Regions from separate parts of the Homo sapiens genome. Here region 2 is linked to region 1. A link is an interaction called in ENCODE POLR2A ChIA-PET data of the cell type or tissue named here. Cell type or tissue: A673. All regions are shown on one strand. Links, peaks and the distances in the headings refer to the core of each region. The heading gives the core; the rest is flanking DNA.

Region 1 (5,877 bases), core at 1,277-3,776:
ATATACCTTCTCTTATTGCTACCAAAGCATTTAGGGTCTTTTTTGTATTGTCCTGGACTGAGTGTGCTTTGTGCTGAAGGATCTAAATAGGCCTCCTGTCCTGTGGTCTAGACTGGAGGGGGCTGAATTCCTTATGCTAAAGATTTCTCCCTTTCCTTCTGTTTGTATCCAGAAATCCTCATACACAATGCTGATAGAATAATCATTATAGACATTTAAATTGCTCATTTACTATTATCTTCGTGTAATAAGGAAGGGTGTGAGTTAACACCTGCTTTGGGGGCACTTTTGAACAGTCGGTTAAATCTAGCTAATCAATTCCATTTAACTAAAATGTATTTCTGTAAGAGTCATTCACTTTTCATGTAGTTACATTTGGAGATTACTTTTTTGAAGAGTGTGCTGTTCTTTCTGAGTTAAACTTTTTTTTTTTAAATATAGATTTTATTTTTAGAGCAGTTTTTTAGGTTTACGGAAAAATGGAAGGGAAGATACAGAGGGTTTCTGTACACCCCTTCCCCTCTACATGCACAGAGTCCCCCACTGTAATAGTGAACCTTATGTTTCAACTTGACTGGGCCAGATATTTGGTGCGCAGATATTTGGTCGAGCATTATTCTGGGTGTTTTGGGGAGAGAGTTTCTGGATGAGATTGACATTTGAATCAGTGGACTGACTAAAGGGGGGGCCCTCCCCAGTGTGGGTGGGCCTCATGCAATCAGTTGAAAGCTTGAACAGAACAAAAAGGCTGACTTCCCCCAAGTAAGAGGAAACCGCACCACTCACTTTCCTCGATGAATTAACCCCCTTCTTATAATGAAACATCCTCATTTCTCTGCCCATTTTTAAAACTTGGGCTGTTCCATCAATGATAGACTGGATAAAGAACATGTGGTACATATACATGACAGAATACTATGCAGCCATAAACAGGAATGAGATCATGTCCTTTGCAGGGACATGGATGTAGCTAGAGGCCATTATCCTTAGCAAACTATTTAATAACACAGGAACAGAAAACCAAATACTGTGTGTTCTCACTTGTAAGTGGGAGCTGAATGATGAGAACAAATAGACATACTGTGGGGAACAACACACACTGGTGCCTGTCAGAGGGTTGGGGGTGGGAGGAGGGAGAGGATCAGGAAGAATAGCTAACGAATGCTGGGCTTAATTCCCAGGTGATGGGATAATCTGTGCAGCCGACCAGCATGGCACACATTTACCTATGTAACAAACCTGTATATCTTGCACATGTACCCTTGAACTTAAAATAATTTGGAAATAAAGTCACAAAAATAAAAACATAAAAATTGGGCTGTTCATTTTCTTATTGTTGAGTTTTAAGAGTTCTTTATATATTTTGGATAACACTCCTTTATCACTTACGTTATTTGCAAATATTTTTTCCATGTCTGTGGCTTACCTTTTCTCATTGTCTTGGCAGTGTCTGACCACAGACTGAAGTTTTTAATTTTAATGAAGTCCAGCTTATTTCTTTCATGGATTGTATCTTTGGTGTTGTATCTAAAAATAATTGCCAAACCTAAGGCCGTTTGGATTTTCTCTGATGTTTATCTTCAAGGAGTCTTATAGTTTTGCATTTTACATTTAGGTCTATGATCCATTATGAGTTAATTTTTGTAAAACTTGTATGTGTTAAGATTCTTTCTTTTTTCCCTTTCTCTCCTTCCTTCCTTTCTTTCTTTTTCTTTCTTTCTTTTCTATCCTTCCTTCCTTCCTTCCCTCCCTCCCTCCCTCCCTCCTTCCTTCCTTCTTTCTGTTTTTTTCTCTCTTTTTTGGTCATTTCTCTTTCCTTTTTTTTTTTTTTTTGGCATGTGGATGTCCAGTTGTTTCAACACCCTTTGTTGGAAAGTCTGTCTTCACTCCAATATATTACCTTTGTCCCATTGTCAAAGATCAGTTGACTGTGTTTACGTGGGTCTGTTTCAGGGCTATCTGTTCTGCTTTATTCTGATCTATTTTTCTATTACTTTGCCAGTGCCACAACATCTTGATCATAGTAGCTTTACAGGAACTCATGAGGTTTGGGTATTTTTAGTTCTGCAATTTTGTTCTTCAATATTATGCTATTTGGAGTTTATTGATCGTTTTAAAAATTTTATAACATTTGGAGATATGGCTTTTCCACTCTATCTCTTTTTATGTGACAAATTGTGATATTATATATACAAATTTCTTGAAAATCTTTGCATGTAAGTCTTCTCTGAATCTCTTTAACTCCGGTCTCATTGACTTAAAATCTCTTGATTTTGCTTTATTTTTCCTACTGGGGTGACTATGTGCACAATGCTGTTTTTAAACAAATTTTTATAAGTTTTTAATGCCACATTTAGATCACCTGTAAGAGCCACAGTTTTTGGTTTAAAGACTTCTTTATATAGTGGGGGAAGATGAATTTCCCAGAGTTACGAGGTGTGGTTTTTGGCATGTTGAGTGAAAAACAAAACAACAGTAAAAAGGAATTTCTAAGAACATTCTCCTACCTATGAGTAATCCAATTTTATTTCCTGCTTGGCCTGTCTAAAGGGAATTGATCCTCCTGGGAATACCCCCGAGTTTCGCTACACCCTAAGGGGATTGCGCAGTTTGTGAGAAGGAGGAGCTGAAAGGAGGAGACGAGCTTGGGTGTTATGGAAGAACTCAATGGGTTTGTGACAGAGGCTCACTTTCCCCTTTTCCTGCCTTCCCTGTGAAGCTTAGGGGGCCCAGGAATGTGACTGGGCAAATCAGCTAGGCTAGAAAATATCATTACTAGCGGTTAAACACATGCTTTTCTAGATTAGAGTTTTTTAGAGTACTGCAACTATTGTTATAAGAAAGAAAATGTTACATTGTCCATTTTGATATTGATATTTACTTTTAAAGCAGTGTTTCTAATCTTTTTTTTTTAACCCTTTGGGAACCTCCTGGCTATTATGATTGAGTCCCTAGAAAAATACAGTTACACACAGTTTTGCTTACAATTTTGAGGGATTCAGGCAATCTCTGTACCTCCAAATGAGAACCCATGCTTCAAAATCCTACTCGATAACTTACATTTTGAAAGGCATGTCTTATATACTGTATAATTGCTGCTAAGTCTTGTTTCACAGATGTGTACTCTGTTAACCATGACAGTTTGGTTTCAATGCTATATAAATCCAGAGTCAGCAAACTATGGCCTAGGGCCTAATGCGACGCACCACGGGAGACTGCGTAGCCTGCAAAACTGAAACTGAAAACATTTACTTTTTGGATGTTTTTAGAAAAAGCTGACTGACCCCAGCTATAAAAATGAAATCTGAGAAAATGGATGTTGTGGCTTTATATTTTATGCATTCCAATAATGAGCTATATTTGAGAGATTCTCCAAATCACATGACCTTGACATTTCTGCAGGAGGATGCTCAATGCTGCTTTTCCTGTTTTTTTTTTTTCTGAATTTGAAGTCTCCAACTGAAGATAATGAGTGCTCCCTCCCCATATTATGCAGAGAAATACAAAACTCAGGCATGCAGCACTTGCAAAAAGATAAGTAAATTGTTGTTATGGTCCCCACCTCAAAGAGCTTGTCTAAGAAAACACTCAACATGTATTTTGTGGGATAGAAACTTATTTATGTGATTTTGTAAAGTGAAACTCGCTGGGCACTTCTCTGCTCCCACGTGTGAGTGAGATCTTAGGCCTGTGAGAATCCCAGGGAGAGATCTGGGGGTTTGTGAGAAGCGCAGCATCACTGTGGTTGCTGGCCAGTCGCTTGCTGAGCTCAGTGGACTGCAGGCCTGCTCAGTGCTTGTGAGAAGCGCAGCATCACTGTGGTTGCTGGCCAGTCGCTTGCTGAACTCAGTGGACTGCAGGCCTGCTCAGTGCTCCTGCTGAACTGAGGCCTGAGACTGGTCTCAGCAGATGTGGAACTGTGTCCTCTAGTGCAGTGGTCCTAGGGACCAGTGCCTGTGCCTGTCCCTGTCCTGAAGGTAGAAGGATACCTGTAGCATGGAGAAGAGGCAGAGGTCAACAGGTGGCCAAGCTGTTTGAAAGGACCATGAGTTTAGAAAGGACCATGGACCATGAGTTTTTCTGTGGGTAGTGAAGGCCAGGGAAGAGAGTAGAGCCCATCCATCTCAGAAAGACCTGAGTCAGGAGGGAGGGTTTCTGGAGCAAAAGGACTGCAGCAAAAAGGACCTGCAGGGAGACCACAGGGCAGGAGCTGAGGGCTGGGAAAGGCAAGAGAGCTGGAAGTGCCTTGACCCTGCCAGCGGATTGTGGAGACGGGGAGCTCCCGGGTGAGGAGTCAGAAGGACCCTCAACTGCACGCAATGTAGAAGCCAGCCTTGAATGGCTGCCATGACTCGGGGCCTTGGCCAATGAGAGAGGGAGGCCCAGCATCAGCTAAGTGGAAATATGTTTTCAGGTTCCCTTTCATTCCTTTTCACACGGCCTCCCTCACCTCAGCCTCCAGGGGAAGCTCTGGGGTATGAAGAGTAGGAAGCCTCACAGGGGTTTAGGGAGGTTGAACTGCAGCACGAAGGACCTTTCCCTCTTCTCCCCTTGAGGTCAAGCCAGAGTGAATGGAGGGAAAATGCACTGAGACAGATACAAAACCTAAGACACTTGGGTTGAACTTTCTAATCCTGGAAAGTGAGTGGGAAGCTAAAAGACCCAGCCGGGGAAGGGCCCCTGGTTGGATCAAGTGCATGTGAAGATGGGGGTGGGGTGGAAGCGGAGCTGTTCCTGAAGGTGTCCTTCCAGTCAGCGGATTCCATCAGCAGAATCTCCCCCTAATTTTTTCTTTCCTCCAAGATCTACATTCAATAACTTAACAAGAATTGTCTATGCCACCCCTTTCATCCCTTCCCCCCTTTTCCTTAATTATATTATCATTATTATTATTTTTTCTGTCGCTCAGGCTGGAGTGCAGTGACACCACCACAGCTCACTGCAGCCTCAACTTCCCAGGCTCAGATGATCCTCCTGCCTCAGCCTCTCTGAGTGCTGGGACTACAGGTGCATGCTACCATGTCCAGCGAACTTTTTGTATTTTTAGTAGAGATGGGGCCTTGCCATGTTGCCAAGTCTGGTCTCAAACTCCTGGGATCAAACAATCCTCCAACCTCAGCCTCCCAGAGTTGGGATTACAGGCATGAGACACTGCGCTTGGCCTCCTTACTATTTTGCAAAGATTTCTTGTAAGGATTGCTGAATATCCTATTACAGATTCTTTCCACTAGACATTTGCTTACAATTATCCAATACTCCTGCACTTTTGTCCTTGCCTCTGGCCTCAGAATGTTCCCAGTCTCAGTACATTCTCCCCAGTGATGCTGGAGTGACATTCTGAACTGCAAATATGACTACTTTATGCCTTTTCCTCCTGTTTAATTAGTAGGGAGCCCACTCTTCTAACTGTGGAAAACAAGGCCCTCTCAGGCCTCCACATACTTGCCAGCCTCCTTTCTGTGGCACTGTGGACCTGGACCTGGTGACTCAAATGAGAACAAGTATCTTGCCTGTCTGGTTTCTCTCTATATATTCCTTGCTCTTTAAGCACAGCTTGACACATGATGTTTAACAAATAGTTGCTGAGTAAACAAATGGGTAAAATACGACAAGTCACCATCATCTCATATTACTGGGGTGTAACGTATGCCCGGCTTCCTCTCATAACTGCTCTGAGAATCCAGTGGGAGTATATGTCTTAGACCCTAGCCATCACTCTTAGCAAATGTTTCTCAAGGATCTAGAACCAGAACCACCATTTGACCCAGCAGTCCCATCACTGGGTATATACCCAAAGGATTACAAATCATTCTACTATAAAGAGACGTGCACACATATGTTTATTGCAGCACTATTCACAATACCAAAGACTTGGAA
Region 2 (2,500 bases), core at 1-2,500, 120 kb before region 1:
GGTGGATGAGGCTGGGATATCTACATGCTTGGTGGGGAGTCGGAGCCAGGGTGGATGAGGCTGGGATATCTACATGCTTGGTGGGGAGGAGGAGCCAAGGTGGATGAGGCTGGGATATCTACATGCTTGGTGGGGAGTTGGAGCCAAGGTGGATGAGGCTGGGATATCTACATGCTTGGTGGGGAGTTGGAGTCAGGGTGGATGAGGCTGGGATATCTACATGCTTGGTGGGGAGTCGGAGTCAGGGTGGTTGAGGCTGGGATATCTACATGCTTGGTGGGGAGGAGGAGCCAAAGTGGATGAGGCTGGGATATCTACATGCTTGGTGGGGAGTTGGAGCCAAGGTGGAGGAGGCTGGGATATCTACATGCTTGGTGGGGAGTTGGAGTCAGGGTGGATGAGGCTGGGATATCTACATGCTTGGTGGGGAGTTGGATCCAAGGTGGATGAGGCTGGGATATCTACATGCTTGGTGGGGAGTTGGAGTCAGGGTGGTTGAGGCTGGGATATCTACATGCTTGGTGGGGAGTTGGAGTCAGGGTGGATGAGGCTGGGATATCTACATGCTTGGTGGGGAGTTGGAGTCAGGGTGGTTGAGGCTGGGATATCTACATGCTTGTTGGGGAAGAGGAGCCAAAGATGTGGATTTCCTCTGTCTCCACATCCTTGGGCAAGGACTGGTGATCAGCTGCTGCTGTCTTATTTTATTTGCTTCTCCAGTAAATGAACTTTATATAGTTGGTAGCTTGGCGTTTTCCATTTTGCATTACTGAAATTTCAATAAATAGTGCTTTAGTTAGATGTAAATCTCTGTCATTTGTGGCAGAGGAACTTAAATGTCGGCCTGCATTTTAGGGCACCTTTTTGTATAGAGCAGAGAGAAGGGAAGTGCTGTCCCCCAGTGGCCTGGACCAGGCGGAGCCCAGCCTGTTGATGATGCATTGTGTGTGCTTGGCATGTGTGACGTGGCAAGGGATTCATGTTCTCTGTGGGCAGCTGCCTGAGTAGTAGACATGTGAGGCCCCTTCCCGGGCATTTTGTCCTGTCCTCAGGACATGAAGAAAGCAGCTAGGCAAAGGCACTCTTTGCAGCTTTAAATGGCCTAGAGTTACCCCCAGAAAAACAATTCTACTTCTGTTCCACTTCTGTCCAATTAAAACAAGTTTGTTCATTTTATTTTAGGAGCAATTTGCCATTGTTTTTGTGCATTCGGCAGTTGTTTATTTGCTGCTTGCAGTTGTGGTTGTTCGTGGTATCATTCACGAATACAATTTTGAACGAGGAAGAGCTGTGATGACAAATGCACTAAGAGACACCACTGTGGCTCTCCACAAATTAGCCAGAACATAAGGGTGGGAGGAGCCTGTCTTTCCCTGGCAGCACAGGGCTGCCTGGTCTTAAGAAGTCTGTAGTTGAGAACACAGCATGTGGTTACATGTATACATTATTTGAAGGTGCACAAAGCAAAGGGAAGCCAACCACAAAATGCCAGTTGTGCTAGTAGCATGTGCTTCTTTATGAATGAAAGAACATACGCATTTTTGGTATTAATTATTTATATATTTTATACATGAAATCTCATTTGACAGGTTCCCTGTGACTCCACTGGGGAATTCAGGGTGGGAGAGGTAGTGCCCCCATCTTCATAAGAGGGAGCAGACTTAGAGACATAGCTGTAGAGATTACACAGCTGGTAAGAAGTGGTTCCTAGATGCTAGCCCTGGGGACCCGGCTCTGGTGTGGCGACAGCGCCTTTCACACCTGTATCCTGAGAGTCGTGGGAATGGCATGTAGTTTAAAGTACAGAGATGGGGGCATGGAGTCATTCCTAGGCTCCCAGGGAAGAGCAGGATGTTTTTGATATGGCCGATTAGGAAGAATGGGCACTTTGATCTCTGCAAAGAGAGCCTGCGCTTCAGTGACTAAGTAGGATTTGACCCTTCAACCTTGACTCTAGTAGATGGCTCAGTTAAAGGCTACGTGGTGATTCTTAGGAGGCTTTTAAATTAGATAGATGGATTTGTCCCTGGAGAGACAAAGCTGAAATCCTATATCACATAGATGTTATAGACCGAGGAGGGGGGATTTACCTACAGTTATTTAAGCTTTTAAAGTAGAAAAAAGGTCCAGTTGAAATGATATATAACAACAGGCTATCTGGAGATGGATATATTGTGAATAAATAATTATTCTACATTCTCTTAATTTGGCAGCAAAAATATAATTAGGTTTTATAATTTCTGATATAAACAATATAAACATTGTTATGGTGTACATAAAATTTTTTTAGATTAGTAAGAAAACCATACGTATAAACATGTGTTAAGTCTGAGGAAAGAATTACGTCGTTCATTGGCTATTTGCGATTTTAATGCACCTTATATCACTTGGCCCAAATACTCTTAGGGCAGAAGCATAATGCTTACATTCACATTCTCAAATGACCCAAGAAAGAGAAAAGATTTGGACCCTTAATGAGTTGTAGATCTCATATATAAAC

Evidence for each region. Peaks named below come from ENCODE experiments on the same cell type or tissue, not always from the same donor. Only the 100,000 strongest peaks of a DNase experiment are listed, where the experiment ranks them.
Region 2: POLR2A ChIA-PET joins it to region 1 with 6 read pairs; 2 of 35 experiments call an interaction of 5 or more read pairs at or near these places.

The regions. Positions count from the first base shown.
Region 1 is chr13:109,643,945-109,649,821 of GRCh38, reverse strand. No RefSeq gene overlaps it. Among named protein-coding and RNA genes, the nearest start is that of LINC00676, 81 kb to the left of the region's middle. In A673, for the core only: no CTCF peak of the experiment used is centred there; a DNase peak (open chromatin) is centred at 2,601; H3K27ac peaks cover 1,793 bases.
Region 2 is chr13:109,763,526-109,766,025 of GRCh38, reverse strand. All of the region lies in intron 1 of IRS2 (insulin receptor substrate 2), which reads left to right. Among named protein-coding and RNA genes, the nearest start is that of IRS2, 22 kb to the left of the region's middle. In A673, for the core only: CTCF peaks have their summits at 725 and 924 (motif pointing left); DNase peaks (open chromatin) are centred at 935 and 1,365; H3K4me3 peaks cover 529 bases; H3K27ac peaks cover 689 bases.